Linked DNA regions of Homo sapiens: region 1 is linked to region 2. A link is a loop called in an ENCODE intact Hi-C map of the cell type or tissue named here. Cell type or tissue: heart left ventricle. All regions are shown on one strand.

What was found. Hi-C counts contacts between places; a loop is a spot of excess contacts. Peaks named below come from ENCODE experiments on the same cell type or tissue, not always from the same donor. Only the 100,000 strongest peaks of a DNase experiment are listed, where the experiment ranks them.
Region 1: a loop joins it to region 2, with 3.0 times the contacts of the local background. A loop is called at or near these places in 63 of 110 quality-filtered maps.

The regions. Positions count from the first base shown.
Region 1 is chr17:68,375,694-68,383,693 of GRCh38, reverse strand. The region is part of intron 8 of ARSG (arylsulfatase G); the gene reads right to left. Among named protein-coding and RNA genes, the nearest start is that of MIR635, 45 kb to the left of the region's middle. RefSeq lists a silencer at 2,260-2,460 and an enhancer at 4,957-5,476. In heart left ventricle, no CTCF peak of the experiment used is centred here; DNase peaks (open chromatin) are centred at 4,683 and 5,323; H3K4me3 peaks cover 1,307 bases; H3K27ac peaks cover 4,309 bases.
Region 2 is chr17:68,259,789-68,267,788 of GRCh38, reverse strand. SLC16A6 (solute carrier family 16 member 6) reads left to right here. Exons shown (of 6, transcript NM_004694.5): 6 at 1-763. It also overlaps a transcript of ARSG not described here. Among named protein-coding and RNA genes, the nearest start is that of AMZ2, 16 kb to the right of the region's middle. In heart left ventricle, a CTCF peak has its summit at 4,534 (motif pointing left); a DNase peak (open chromatin) is centred at 3,677; H3K4me3 peaks cover 42 bases; H3K27ac peaks cover 492 bases.

The DNA of each region.
Region 1 (8,000 bases), 120 kb before region 2:
CAAGCATAAAACGCATTTCCACGTGGCTTTGGAATGTATGACTTATGCGTCAGCTTAGGGCCAAAGGGCAGGGAGGAAGCATCCGCTCAAAGGCATGTGCCAGGGCTTTGTAGATACTTCCACCCCCGTGGGGGCATCTTTGTGGAAGCTTGGGGTATGGGTGGGTGAAAACGGGGAGCCTGTTTATCTGCATGTCCATGGTGTACACTATTCAAATAGTCTTGCTTAACCTTTGAGGCCAGATGCTAAGGAAAGATCACGGCTGTGGTTCCAGGAAACAAGCCATTAGCTCTATCGGTCAACCAGAAGGCACTGGGGTGGGCAATGGCACCAGGGTTGAACACAGGATTTGGTCTCTGCCTCCAGGATGTTTCCAGAAGGGTAAACTGACCTTTAGTTAATAAATTTGCTAATTGGTCTTCACCAATTAGGGATTGGTCTAATTAATAAATTTGCTAATTGGTCTTCACCAATTAGGGATCCCTTCAAGAATTAGGGATTCTTCTCGTTTGCCACAACCTTTTGTGTTGCTCTCTTGTAGGTGACTGACTTTCCTAATACGCTCTTCAGAGAAAAACGTTTCAATGTGCTTGTCTTATTTCAGCAAAGGACTGAAAGCTGGAGGGGTTTGGAGGAATCCAGCTAGTTATAAAACAGGTGTAGTCAACAAAGCAGACAATCTCCTTGCAAAAGATTCAGGAATTAGGAGAAAGAAAAAGATTGGCTGAGAGAAGCCTCTCAGTGTGGCCACTTAAGGAGCAATCCCCTCTTTTTGTTGTACAGACTAGTTGGTTAGTGCAGGCTACATCCTGGGTTCTGGCTCTAACAGGAAGACACAATTATATATGCCAGCCACCCAAATGATCACAGGTCCACAGACCTTGTATTCTAAAGGGATTTATCTTAAAAGGGTCTAGAGTGTGAACAGGCAATTGTAAAATATTTATGTGTCACCAACAGCGCAGATACTGTCTTGCTATAAATCTCAGCTTCTCACTGGTACTGCTAGGAGTGGACAAAACTTACAAAGATCTGACTGGCATTCTATCGGCCCCTAGGATTGTGTACTCTAATTATGAGATGCATATGCTTATATCAAACAGGCGTGTTGTGTTTTATCTGCACCAGCAAAGGCTAAATTCTAGGATAGCTACTCCTGATCCCCCAATATTCTTCAGTAATACCTGCTCCCACTAATGGATAGTTATTCTAAGTTAAACATAATAGTAATAACAACAACAATAACATCTCGTATTTATTGAGCCCTTACTAAGTACCAAGTTAAGTGCTCCTCAGCATGATACATGCTTCCTGGCATTATCTCATTGAATCCTTATGACAACCTCTCAAGTTAGCCACTATTGTCCCCATCTTTCAGATGGGGAAACCAAAGCTCAGAGAGGCTAAGTAATTTGCCCCCAAGTCACATAGCTAGAAAATGATAGAGCCGGCCGGGTGCAGTGGCTCACGCCTGTAATCCCAGCACTTTGGGAGGCTGAGGTGGGCAGATCATGAGGTCAGGAGTTCGAGACCAGCCTAACATGGTGAAACCCCATCTCTACTAAAAATACAAAAATTAGCCAGGCGTGGTGGCGCATGCCTGTAATCCCAGCTACTCAGGAGGCTGAGGCAGGAGAATCACTTGAACCCGGGAGGCGGAGGTTGCAGTGAGCCAAAATTGAGCCACTTCACTCCAGCCTGCACGACAGAGACTCTGTCAAAAAAAAAAAAAGGAAAGAAAGAAAATGATAGAGCCAAGATGTGAACGCCGGTCTGACTACACAGCCAGCACCCTCACTCACTAAACCTAGGGAGGTGGTTCCATTTTGAATATGTATTAGAATCACTGGAGAGCTTTTAAAAAATACGCATGCCAAAGTCTCTTTCCCAGAGACTGTGATTTAATCGACCTGCAGTGAAGCTCTGACATCAATATCTTCTAAAACCCTCCTGGGGATTTAGTGGGGAGAGCACTCATTCCCAGGGAAGGAGGGCAAGGGGCAAGATCGGGAAGAGAACACAGCACGTTTCAAAGTTAAATGTAGCTAATAGTCATCGTCACTGCAGGCTTTCTGTTGCCCACGACTTTATACCTCTATGCCATAGCATCATAAATATGACCTTATAAGTCATAGTAAGAACAATAGACAATCCATAAATGAAACTTCTAATCACTTTTCAATTTCAAACACTATTCATTTAGATAAGCCTCCATACTTTGATCAGGCACTGGCACATTAAAACTGTTAGTTGCCTTCGGCTTTCTGTCGAGAAATGCGTGTCTTATGGCCATGAGAATGCATTTCTACGCACTTGTGGTTACTTGTGACTCTAATTAAAGCAGAACCTCTTAAAGCAATAAATATTTAGCCACAGCAACCAAAATATCAACAAAACCATGATTCATGAATTTGCTTATTTGTGCTTCTCTGGTTACGGAAGTGAAGTGGCATTTTATGATGCATGAAGACAGGGGCAGGCCGGGGAAGACTCACCACTGCCCACGCGGAGGAACAGTGGTCTTTCTTGGCTGGGACCCAAGGGCCATGTTTCACTGAGTCAGAAAGGCAATGCAGCAAACAAGGAAATTCGCAAATTTCTCCATACAAGAGAATCACCAGATGAGATCTCATCTAAGACATGGATTTCTGGGTCCTATTCCCAGGAATTCTAATTTAATAAGTCTGGGGTGGGGCTCTGATTCTAGGTAATTCTGATGTCAGTGGTTTGAAAACTAGAGTTGAAGAAGTATTCAAGGAATAATTAGGATGATGCCTTTGGGGGCAGGCAGGTCTCCAGTGCCACCCCTGCCAACCAAGTGGTCTTGGGCAGAATTCATAACCTCCCTCAGTCTCAATCATCTCAGCCAGGAAGCAGGGAAACGATTGTACAGTTGACCCTTGAATAACACAAGAGTTAGGGCACTGACTCCCAAGCAGTTGAAAATCTGGGCATAACCTCTGACTCTCCCAAAACTTAACTACTAATAGCCTTATGTTGACCAGGAAGCCGTACCAATAACATAAACATTTAATTAAGACACATTTAGTATGTTACATGTATTATATACTGTAGACTTACAATAAAATGAGCTAGAGAAAAGAAAATGTTAGTAAGAAAATCCTGGCCAGGCACAGTAGCTCAAACCTGTAATCCCACCACTTTGGGAGGCCAAGACAGGAGGATGGCTTGTGCCCAGGAGTCCGAGACCAGACTGGGCAACATAGTGAGACCCGTGTCTCTACTAAATAAATAAATAAATAAATAATTAGCTAAGTGTGGTAGTCCCAGCTACTTGGGAGTCCTAGCTGGTAGTCCAAGTTACTTGGGAGGCTGAGGTGGGATGATCGCTTGAGCCCAGGAGGTTGAGGCAGCAGTGAGCTCTGATTAGATCACTGCCCTCTAGCCTGGGCAACACAGCAAGACTGTCCAAAAAAAAAAGAGTAAAGAAAGAAAGAAAGAGAGAAAGGAAGGAAGGAAGGAGGAAGGAAGGTAGAAGGAAGGAAGGAAGGAAAAAGAAAATTGGAAGAAAGACAAAATATATTTTCTATTCATTAAGTGGAAGTGGATCATCATAAAGGGCTTCATCCTCGTTGTCTTCACGTTGAGTAGGCTAAGGAAGAAGAGGAGGAGGAAGAGGAGAGGTTGGTCTTGCTGTCTCAGGGGTGGCAGTGGCAGAAGAAAATTCATGTATTACGTGGACCCATGCAGTTCAAATCCGTGTCGCTCAAAGGTCAGTTGTACGTATCTCACAGGGCTGTGGGAACAGTTATATAAGACAGTGTACATAAAGCTTCAAGCAAGGTACTTTTGCATAATGCCTGCCAGAGAAGTGCCAACCAAATTACCTGTAGGGAGAAAATAGCAGAGATCACAACCTCCGACAGTTTGGTTGGGCATGCCTAGTGTTTTTCATTTAACTAATGCTGAATGTCATTCGACAGGGTCCTCTCTCCAGCATATTGAATTCCTAACACTGCCCATAACTGACAAAAACAAACATGTGTTCCTTTATATCACCTGCCTGGCCCACAAAGGCATTAGCATTTGTGACTGGGTAGAGTGCCTGTTCTGAGGAGTGCACATTCTAATAACCTTCTAAAGAAGCAGGCTTTCAGCCCAGTGCAGTGGCTCGCACTTGTAACACCAGCACTCTGGGAGGCCGATGCAAGGAAGATCACTTGAAGCCAGGAGTTCGAAACCAGCCTGGGCAACAAGCAAGACCCCTCTGCTCCATCTCTGTAAAAAAAAAAAAAAAAAAAAAAAAAAAAATTGTAGTGTTCCAGGCATGGTGGCACACACCTGCAGTCCCAGCTACTAAGCTACTAGGGAGGCTGAAGCAGGAGGATTGCTTGAGCCCCGGAGGTCAAGGCTGCAGTGAGCCATGATCAGACCACTGCACTGCAGCCAGGGCAACAGAGTGAGACCCTGTCTCTACAAAAATAAAATAAAGAAGCAGGCTTTGTTTCTAAGTGTAGTATGTCCCCTTGCCAAGGATGCCTACAGTGTACTCGTTTTCTAGAAACACAGGGCGGCCTGGCCTCTATTCAGACCCAGGACTCCGGCTGGCCTGGGGTGGCCCTGAGTATGGGATGAGGACATTCCACCAAGCCTGGTGGCCAAAGGCCCAGAAAGAGACGCAGTTTGACTTCCTCTAGGTCCCTATCAGCAGGCCCTGTCCCCAGCCAGGGCCAACAGCCAGAGTCCCTTATCCCTTGCTCTGTCACCTCACAGCACCTCTGACTTTTCCCCGCCCCACCCCCGACCCCAAACTGGACAGAAGGCCCAGGATGCAGAGACTGCTTCCCAGCGGGAAAGGTTATGCAACAACCTGATAGCATCAAATTACAAACAACCAAGGTCTCCTAGGAGCCTGGATGCCAAATTCAACAGAATGTTTCCTCATCACCAAGGGGGAGGAAGGAACAGTTCTGCTCTTCAAATAAAACGAGAAAAGATTTTCCAGACAGAGGAGCAGTCAGTTAGGGGAAAAACAAGGTGTTGGTTCTGTCCTGGGTAGGAAACAGATCTGGCATGGAGAAGGGAAGGCGGCTGCTGGGAGAGCCAGGCCTCCTGGACCAGGCTGTGGACTCAGAGACAGCAGGGGTGTCTGACTCGTGCCCTTCTTCTTCGGGAGAAGGCAGGGCTGCTTTGCTCTGCCCCCGCCCCAGTTCCGTTTCTCCTCACCCCTGCAGGGCACAAGCCAAGTGGAGCATTCTCAGTCCACACGCACGGGGTGAAAAGATGACTCCAGGAGACGCTGCCTCATCCCATCAGCTGAGCTGGGCGGCTCGGCCAGGAAAGGAAAGGGAAGACAAGCAGGGGGGCCTGGGGGCCCTGAGAACAGGGGAAGACAGCACGTGGCCTGACGCAGCAGCCTGGCTTCAGGGAGAAAGTTGCACGACTCCGGGTACTGTTTGTCCTACTCCGTTGCGAAAACATTGACCGCCTTCTCTCTTTCATCTGCTCTTGAGTCTGGCCCCTGTACAGTGAGCCGTGCAGATGTCCCACTGATGGGGAACTGGGTGAAGAGGAGCAGGTGACCAGAGGGACCCCAGCCCCCTTGACTCACAGGACATGGCCACCTGCTGAGCAGGGCGCTGCCTGGCTTCCCAGAGCTCCAGCAGCATTCCAGGCAGAGAGGAAGAAGGAGGCTGTGGAATAGTTAGTTGACAGGAAGCCGCTTTGGAGACTGAGGAAGAAGAAGTATTTACCCCCAGGCAGCAGCCTTTCAGGCAAAGTTCACTTTCAGACTCCCAAGAAAAGAGGGCAATGGCATCCAGCCCCAGCCCGATCATGAATTCAAGTGCTGTCACCCACCGATCCCACATCAGAGTTACTGGGAAGGCCTTGCCCCAAAAAAGAATGTTATCTTGAGGTGCCTGAAATTCAGCTTCAGAACAAAGTTTCCCAAGAGTTCCTGAACACTTTTAAAGTTATCTGTATGCGATTTAAGTTGCCTGATCCTTTTGTGGGGGAATCTTTTTCAGGGTGTTTGCCAATCCCCTTCTAATGCTTCTATGGGTGGGGTTCCGCCAGGTTGTTTCAGCCAGGAATGAAGAAATTTAGTCTAATGGGGGTTATCATTAGAGGCCAGGTGCAAGGCTGGGAGCCTCCTGGGCAGTACCCCCACTGATTCTCCCAACAGTCCATGGAGAATGGTCCACAACCCCACCTAATGAGAAGAGGATGCTGAGCCCTGAGCTGAGTCAAGATTCAAGCCCAGCCTGAGCCTCCAAACCCTCTCTGCCTCCCACCGATGTAGAAAGATTCAGACTGTTGCAAGGGCTAAAGACTTTTCCTTGACAATTGCTAGGTTCAAAGAGCAAGATAGGATTTTCCAGGTGGCTGAGGAGTCGAGTATAACAAGGTGTGCGTGAGAGCAGTCACGTGACTTGGAGAATGAGCCAGTGATGGTCAGAGGATGTGGACCCCTCCATTGCTGGCTGGCCTCGGGGATGCCTTCCATTCTCCTTGGCCTCAGTTTCCTCATTTGTCCAATAAGGTGGTTGGAATAAAGATCGCTGAGGTCGGCCAAGCACGGTGGCTCACGCCTGTAATCCCAGCACTTTGGGAGGCTGAGGAGGGCAGATCACTGGAGGTCAGGAGTTCAAGGCCAGCCTGGCCGACATGGTGAAACCCCGTCTCTACTAAAAATACCAGACATGGTGGCGGGTGTGGTGGTGCACGTCTGTAATCCCAGCTACTCAGGAGGCTGAAGCAGGAGAATCGCTTGAACCTGGAAGGTGGAGTTTGCAGTGAGCTGAGATCGCACCTCTGCACTCCAGCCTGGGCGACAGAGCAAGACTTTGTCTCAAAAAAAAAAAAAAAGATGACTGAGGTCTTTTCCAACTTTGGCGTTCTTTGAACTTGGGGATATTCCTGGAGATTTTGTCACTGGCTTCTCTCATTGGTCATTTTGGATCAGTGGAAATGAGGCTGGTACTTGCCCTTCTCCTTGTTCTCAGCTCCCCTGATATAAGAGGGATCTTTTAAAAAAAAATTGAATAGTATGCTGGAGGGGGAGTGGGAAATGGTGAGCAACTGTTTAAAGGATATGGGGTTAAATAAAATAAATATATATATTTTAAAAGCTAGGCATAGGACAGGTGCAGTGGCTCACACCTGTAATCCCAACATTTTGGGAGGCTAAGGTGGGAAGATTGCTTGAGCCCAGGAGTTTCAGACCAGCCTGGGCAACATAGCAAGACCCCGTCTCTACAAAAAAAATTTTAAAAGGTAAAGAAAAATTAGTTGGGTATGGTGGTGCATGCCTGTGGTCCCAGCTACTTGGGAGGCTGAGGTGGGAGGATTGCTTGAATCCAGGAGGTTGAGGCTGCAGTGAGCTGTAATGATGCCACTGCACTCCAGCCTGGGCAACAGAGCAAGACCCTATCTCAGAAAAAAAAAAAAAAATGCAGGGGGCGCAGTGGCACACTCCTGTAGTCCAAGGTACTCAGGAGAATGAGGTGGGGGGAATCCCTTGAGCTCAGGAGTTTGAGGCTGCAATGAGCTATGATCGCGCCATTGCACTCCAGCCTGGGGGACAGAGCAAGACTGTATCTCTAAAATATTAATTAATTAATTAATTAAAGGATATAGGGTTTTCTTTTGAGGTGATAAAAGTGTTTTGGAACTAGACAGATGTGGTCGTTGCACAACATTGGGAAGGTGCTAAGTGCTACTTAACTGAACAACTTAAAATGTTAATTTTATGTGATGTAAATTTCACCTCCATATTTAACATTAAATAATGTCCCTCCCACTCTTAAAATCTTCCCATGGTTCCACATTTCCTTAAAATAAAAGCCAAACTGAAAAGATCGTTGAACGCTGGCCCCATCTCTCGCTATTCTCCTTGGTCGCCACAAACTCCAGACTCACAGACACAGGGGCAGCTCTAGGGAGCGGCTCCTACTCCCCGATGTTCCCACCCCTGCCCGGGCTGCTGCCCTCGCCCAGAGCCTCTTCTCCTGCCAATTCCTGGCTGTCTCCTACTC
Region 2 (8,000 bases):
TCATTGTTTTGTTTTGTTTGTTTTATTCTTCCTTTTTTTTTGGAGTCACACTACATGTATAGTATTGCTCACGTTAGCAGTTTTCTGTAAGGAGGGCAAGTGTCAGGATAATAGGTGGACTTTTTACTCACCTATTTTACCACAATCTCACCCTGCAGGTGATGGTCAATGCTTGCTGCTCCATCTTTATTCATCGTTAATGTTAATTTATGACAACTCAGGGGGAAAAACATAACAAGCCTAGTTTGGTTACAGGTACACACAAGCTTGAATATTTCTCTGCACTGAAATGAAAGTGGCATAGTTCATCACCACCTGCTACATTTTGTAGAGCATCTTATCAGCCATAGAAATAGGACAATCTATAAAACTTTGGGGAGGGTGGGGGAGGAAATGACAAAGTGTCTGTCAAAAACAGGCATAATCTAAAACAAGGTGGATGTAGCAAATCTCTGTCACTGCTTGAGAACTTTGAGCTTGTGGCAGTTTTGCAGACTTACATGACTTCAGCACTTTACGACATATTTTTTACTATGAATGTTCAATACAATTTAATATTTATAACTGATTTCTGAGGGATCTGCTCCATGTCTATTCTGTTATCTGCATGAAAACAAAATGTATGCCAATTTCAGTATGTCAATAATCAAGGTTTTAAATGTTTGGAAGAAAATACAAACAAGATTGCTGATCTGTTCTGTATTAGTGACATTCTGGTACTTCTAGATTTGCAATAAATTTATGGATTTTTTATTTAAAGAGACCGATTCTCTTCTAAGATTTTTTATTGACTCTCACAGCATTCAGTGTTTGAGGCAATTAAAGTTATAAAAACTCACCAAAGATTCACTCCAAATAAATAATTTTTTAACGTTTATCTTCTGCAAAACCTTTTAACTCTACTAGAGACACATAAAGTTTCCCAAGAAGTTTCTACTGAACTTTTTATTTACTTATATTTATTATTATTATTTTTTGAGATGGAGTTTCGCTCTTGTTGCCCAGGCTGGAGTGCAATGGCACAATCTCAGCTCACTGCAACCTCCGCCTCCCAGGTTCAAGTGATTCTCCTGTCTCACCCTCCCATGTAGCTAGGATTACAGGTGCCCGCCACCATGCCTGGCTAATTTTGTGTATTTTTACTAGAGATTGGGTTTCACCATGTTGGCCAGGTTGGCTTCAAACTCCTGACCTCAGGTGATCCACCTGCTTCGGCCTCTCAAAGTGCTGGGATTACAGGTGTGAGCCATCATGTGCAGCCTAAACTTTTTTATGTCTTTTTTTTTTTGTATACTTTTTATACAAAAAAAAAGTATATATATACATATATATACTTTTTATACAAAAAAAAGTATATATATACATATATATACTTTTTATACAAAAAAGTATATATATACATATATATACATATATATACTTTGATCATTGAAAACAGGACGATTTTATTTTATGTTGAGTTTCATACGAACTATTTTAAAGCACCTTAGAAAAAGACTAAATAATTCAAGGGAAGTATTAAGTAATGAATAACAGAAGAGGGAAATAAAAATTAAACAATATAATCAAATGAAGAAGCATATTTTCATCTAAGAATTGAAATAAGAATGAAAGCATCAATGGAATTTAATTATTAATCAAAAATACATGAATGAAATGATATCATGGTAGCCAGAGTAAGCCTATCAAAAGTCATAAAGGCAAATAGTTAAAGACCACAACCAGTTACAGAGTCATTCCAAGAACTGTTGCAACCTGTAAGTAAACAGCACAGACTCTACATGCCAGGGGTTGGCAAACTTTTTCTGTAAAGGTCCAGATAGTAAATATTTAAAGCTTTGCAGGCCATGAGGCCTCTGTCTAGTCAACTCTGCCATTGAGGGTCAAAAGCAGCCACAGACAATATATAAATGAATGAACGTGGCCATGTTTCAATGGAATTTTATTTACGGATACTGAAATGTGAATTTCACAAGATTTTCACACAGGAAATATATTTTTTTTCAATCACATAAAAATGTTAAAAAAAAAAAAACAACACACACTATTAGCTCTCAGGCTGAAAAAAAAAAAAAACAGTGGACTGGATTTGGCCTGTGGACCACAGTTTCCAGCCCCTTCACCACACATCTGTAACACCGGCACAGGTCAGTACCGCCAGAAGCAAAGCTCTGAGAACTAACATCCTGACCCATGGGAAAGGATTCATTGTGGTCAAAGTAATTCTTAGATCATAACTGCCCCAAAATAGGAAAGATCAAGCAGCTAACACTTTTTCATTGTTGTTGTTGTTTTGAGACAGAGTCTTGCTCTGTCGCCCAGACTGGAGTGCAGTGGCACAACCTTGGCTCACTGCAACCTCCACCTCCAGAGTTCAAGCAATTCTCCTGCGTCAGCCTCCCAAGTAGCTGGGATTACAGGCGTGCACCACCACACCCAGCTAGTTTTTGTATTTTTAGTGGAGACAGGATTTTGCCATGTTGGCCAGGCTGGTCTCGAACTCCTGACCTCAAGTGATCTGCCCACTATGGCCTTCCAAAGTGCTGGGATTACAGGCATGAGTCACCGTGCCCGACATTATAGCTAACACATTTGTTAATTACGTTTTCTTTTTTCTTTTTTTTTTTTTTTTCTGAGATGGAGTTTCACCCTTGTTGCCCAGGCTGGAGTGCAGTGGCGTGATCTCCGCTCACTGCAACCTCCACCTCCTGGGTTCAAGTGATTCTCCTTCCTCAGCCTCCAAAGTAGCTGGGATTACAGGCATGTGCCACCACGCCCAGCTAATTTTTGTATTTTTAGTAGAGACAGGGTTTCGCCATCTTGGCCAGGCTGGTCTCAAACTCCTGATCTCAGGTGATCCACCCACCTCGGCCTCCCAAAGTGTTGGGATTACAGGCGTGAGCCACCACACCAGGCCGCTAATTATGTTTTCATTTCCCCTGATTAAAAAGATTCTGCTTTAAGCTTGTTGACTTCAAGAGGTTTCAGTATAAACCTTATGTAGACTTTCTCTACCCAAAAGTAAAATTATTCTACTTATAAAAATGAGTTGGGCCAGGTGCAGTGGCTCACGCCTGTAATCCCAGCTCTTTGGGAGGCCAAGGCGGGTGGATCACCTGAGGTTGGGAGTTCGAGACCAGCCTGACCAACATGGAAAAACCCCATCTCTACTAAAAATACAAAATTAGACAGGCATGGTGCTGCATGCCTATAATTCCAGCTACTCGGGAGGCTGACAGGAGAATCACTTGAATCCAGGAGATGGAGGTTGTGGTGAGCCAAGATTGCGCCATTGTACCCCAGCCTGGGCAACAAGAGCGAAACTCCAACTCAAAAAAAAAAGAGTTGAGACCATGTACTCTTTTAAGACCTATGTATCCGTAACTAATACAAAATGTGTCCAAACCTTTTAACAAAGTTATACATTTTATACTCCAATAATATGTAATGTAGCTTTTCAGCATTTATTTGCCTTTCCCTTTGCTTAATATCTGGTGATAAAACAGAAAATGGATTCTATGTCAGCATTCTTGTGGCGCAGATTCAAATCACCAGGTGGTATTTATTACATTTAGATTTCCATACTCCAATTCAACTATTGTAAATCAGAAATCATCATGATCCTTCAGCTGGGCGTGGTGGCGCACACCTGTAATCCCACCCAGCACTTTGAGAAGCCGAGGCGGGTGGCTCACTTGAGGTCAGGAGTTCGAGACCAGCCTAGCCAACATGGTGAAATCCTGTCTCTACTAAAAATACAAAAATTAGCCGGACATGTTGGTGCGTGCCTGTAATCCCAGCTACTCGGGGGGCTGAGGCAGGAGAAGCACTTGAACCTGGGAGGTGGAGGTTGCAGTGAGTCGAGATCACGCCACTGCACCCTAGCCTGGGCGACAGAGCAAGATTCCATCTCAAAAAATAAAAATTAAGAAAAAATAAAAAAGAAATCATGATCCTTAGTTTCACAAGTTTGCAAATATGGGGCTCACCAATAGGGAACTAGAGTTTAGAAGCCATTGTCTTTAATTCTTTAAACCGTGGCCAGGTGTTGTGGCTCATCCCTGTAATCCCAGCACTTCAGGAAGCCACGGTGAGTGAATTGCTTGAGCCCAGGAGTTCAAGACCAGCCTGGGCCACATGGCGAAACCAAAATTAGCCAGGTGTGGTGGCTCATGCCTGTGGTCCCAGCTACTCAGGAGGCTGAGGTAGAAAGAGCACTTGAGCCCAGAAGGCAGAGGTTGCAGTGAGTCCAGATGGCATCACTGCACACAGCCTTGGCAAAGAGTGAGACCCTGTCTCATAAAAGAAAAATAGTAATGGTTATGCACATTACTTAAAATGACCTATTTAAGGAATTCAGACATGTTACACGCAAAAATGATCACTGCTATAAGTATACATTGCATTGATAAAAGAGAAGCTGCCCTTGTTTTCAGATTTGTGTTTATATTGCATGTGTCCTAAGTGAGGGCGATCGTAGCGTACAGCTGGGCCAGCCGCCGTTGCATAAGTAAGGAAACTGGGTCCCCCTAGTGTTCAGTTCTCGTTAATGACTCTCTAAAGGTGCAGAACAAGAAAAGTGGCAAGAGAACTTACAACTTCCCTTTCCATGTAACAACTCACCCAAATCAAAACTACTTCAATGACTATCCATTTCCTACATGGAAAATTAGACGGGAAACCTGATGCCCAGAACATTTCACCAAATATTATTGAGAAAATACAGATTGTGGCCATGTATTTGTGTCATTTATATGCCTTTCCAGCAACTCAAGAACAAGCACGCTAACTTCCCTAACAACTTATACACCCTAGAATTCAACCAAAACTTTAAGCACCCTCTCTGCACTGGCACCTCCCATTCTTAGTCCCAACTTTGTCCCTGAGCTCCTGATTTATATCTGCCCGCATGGCAGGGCATGGATATAAAACTAGGCATCTTCTACTTAAAGTGTCCTCAGCAGAACTCTGGATCATCCTCCTCAAACCCACTCCTCCACACATCCAATCGGCTCTCCTTTCTAAATATATCCAGGAGCTGACTGCTTCTGCCAACTGCACCAGGACCCTTGATCCAAGCCAATATCATCTTAGCTGGATTATTACAGTAGTCTTCTAGCTGGCCTGCCTGCTTCCACTCTTGGAACACGCCACCCCCACCTTAATTTTCCATACAGCAGCCACAGTAATCCTCTTACAGCACAAGTCTGAACTAAATCCTTAGCAATGGGCCCTGCATGAACTGCCTGATGGATACTATTACTTTTCCCTCTGCTCCTGCTACACTAGCCTCACTGGCTCTTTTTCTGGGGGGGTTGGGGGGGCAGTCTCGCTCTGTCGCCCAGGTTGGAGTGCAGTGGTGCAATCTTGGCTCACTGCAACCTCCGCCTCCCAGGCTCAAGCAATTCTCCTGCCTCAGCCTCCCGAGTAGCTGGGACTACAGGCGCCCGCCACCACACCTGGCTAATTTTTTGTATTTTTAGTAGACACGGAGTTTCACCGTGTTAGCCAGGATGGTCTCGATCTCCTGACATCGTGATCCGCCGACCTCAGCCTCCCAAAGTGCTGGGAATTCAGGCGTGAGCCACTACGCCCGGCCCTTTCTTTTTTTTTTTTTTGTTTGTTTTCGTTTGAGATGGAGTTTTGCTCTTGTCACCCACGCTGGAGTGCAATGGCACAATCTCGCCTCACTGCAACCTCCGCCTCCAGGTTCAAGCAATTCTCCTGCCTGAGCCTCCTGAGTAGCTGAGATTACAGGCACCCGCCACCACACCCAGCTCATTTTTTTTTTGTATTTTTAGTAGAGATGGGGTTTCGTCATGTTGGCCAGGCTGGTCTCGAACTCCTGACCTAGGTGATCTACCTGCTTCAGCCTCCCAAAGTGCTGGGATTACAGGTGTGAGCCACCACGCCCAGCCTCTCTTACTGTTTCTGGAATTGTTCTTACTGTTGCAAGCTTCAGGCCTTAGCATTTGTGGTTTCCTTTGCTTGGTACTCCCTTCCCTGAGATGTGTATGCAGTGTGACCCTTCAATTTGATCACTTCCAAATGCCACCTCCCTAGGGAGGCATTCCTGTCTATCCTATTCAAAATGGTACTTGTTTCTATCCATTTACTTTGCTGTTATTAGGTTATAACAGCATCCACTTTGGGAGGCTAAGGTGGGCAGATTGCTTGAGCCTGGGAGTTTGAGACTAGCCTGGTCAACATGGTAAAACCCCTCTCTACAAAAACTACAAAAATTAGCCAGGCATGGTGGCACATGCCTGTACTCCCAGCTACGTGGGAAGCTGAGGCGGGAGGACCACTTGAGCCCAGGAGGCAGAAGATATAGTGAGCCAAGATCACACCACTGCACTCTAGCCTGGGTGACAGGACAAGACTCTGTCTCAAAAAAATAAATAAAATAAAATAAAGCATCTGTTTACTCCTTGACTCTCTGTCTCATCCACTAGTGTATTAGGGTAGGAGTTCTTTGTTCACTGCTGTATTCCCAAGGCTTTGAGCAGGGCCTGGCACCCAGTAGGCGGTGCTCCATGAATATTGTTGAATGAAAAAATACATGAATGAATGAATGAGTTATAGACTTTTTTCCCTTTAGTTACACAAGAGAAAAAAAATGTTATCTATTGACAGTTACAGTTCAAGAGAGTCTGTGCTGCTACGAAACAGCTGGATAACCATAGGACACTGAAAGCACTGTGCTGAGAACCCACCGGCTCAGCATCTGAGGATGGATGGGTCTCAGAGTGCCCAGCAGTAGTGTACTATATGGGTGGGTCAGTTGTAAAGAAGAAAAAACTGATCCATGAGCAGACACTAAAGAAAACAGTGGGATGAAATCAATACTGGGTTAAGTATGGAGGTCTGTGGGTTTTAACATACTGCCTCAATAGATTTTGTTTCAACTATTTTCCAGTAGACTTTTTTTTTCCATAATGCTTTCTTTTAATGCCTCAACTAGTCGGAAGAGCTTTACTAAATATTGCAACTCTTGGCCGGCCATGGTGGCTCACATCAGTAATCCCAGCACTTTGGGAGGCCAAGGCAGGCAGATTGCTTGAGCTCAGGAATCCAGACCAGCCTGGACAATGTGGAAAAAACCCCATCTCTAAAAAATAAAAATAAAAAAAATACACGGGGCATGGTGGTGCACACCTGTAATACCAGCTACTTGGGAGGCTGAGGTGGGAGGACCACTTGACCACGGGAGGTGGAGGCTCCAGTGAGCCGTGATCATGCCACTGCACTCCAGCCTGGGCAACAGAGCAAGACCCTATTTCAAAAATAAATAAATATTGCACCTCTCTTTTTTTGGTACTAAGGCAGAAGTATATAGACTGATTTCTCCAACTTTGAGCAACCCCAGATGACTCTACTTGAACAGAAAAGAAATTGACAGTTTAATCGTGTATAATCCCTTGTAAACAACCCGGGGGAAAAATGGTTAGGTTCTGGTTGGTGATATTTTACTTCAATGAGGTCATGCAGCACAGTGAAAACAACGAATAACTCAACATTAGGGAGACTTGGGATCTGATCCCATTTTTGCCATTGGTTAAACAACAAGCAAGTTTACTCGGCTGCTGCAGGCTTGTGTCCTCATGCATGAAATGGACTAAATAATCTCCACATTATTAATGCTTTACGACTCTGCTTTCCAAAAATGGAAATGCATTTGAAGACAATACCAGGCCCTTGAAAATGAAGACGGGAGGGTAAAAAACAAGCTGCAACAGAGAACAGTATCAAGCTTTTAAAGAAACAAGTTAACACCGAAGCCAGAGGCCTTTAATGTAGACATTAAACGGTGTCTACATACACCCTTTCAGCTTGAATGTCAACACCGGCTGTACTGACAGAAGATTTACATGACCTTTTCCTGAAATAAGCCTTCCTCTCCTAGTAACTCAATACCACGGGTACATTTTTCCAGGTACACTAGAGTTGGGTACTGGTCTAGAGCTGCACTGTCCAATACAATAGACACAAGCCACATG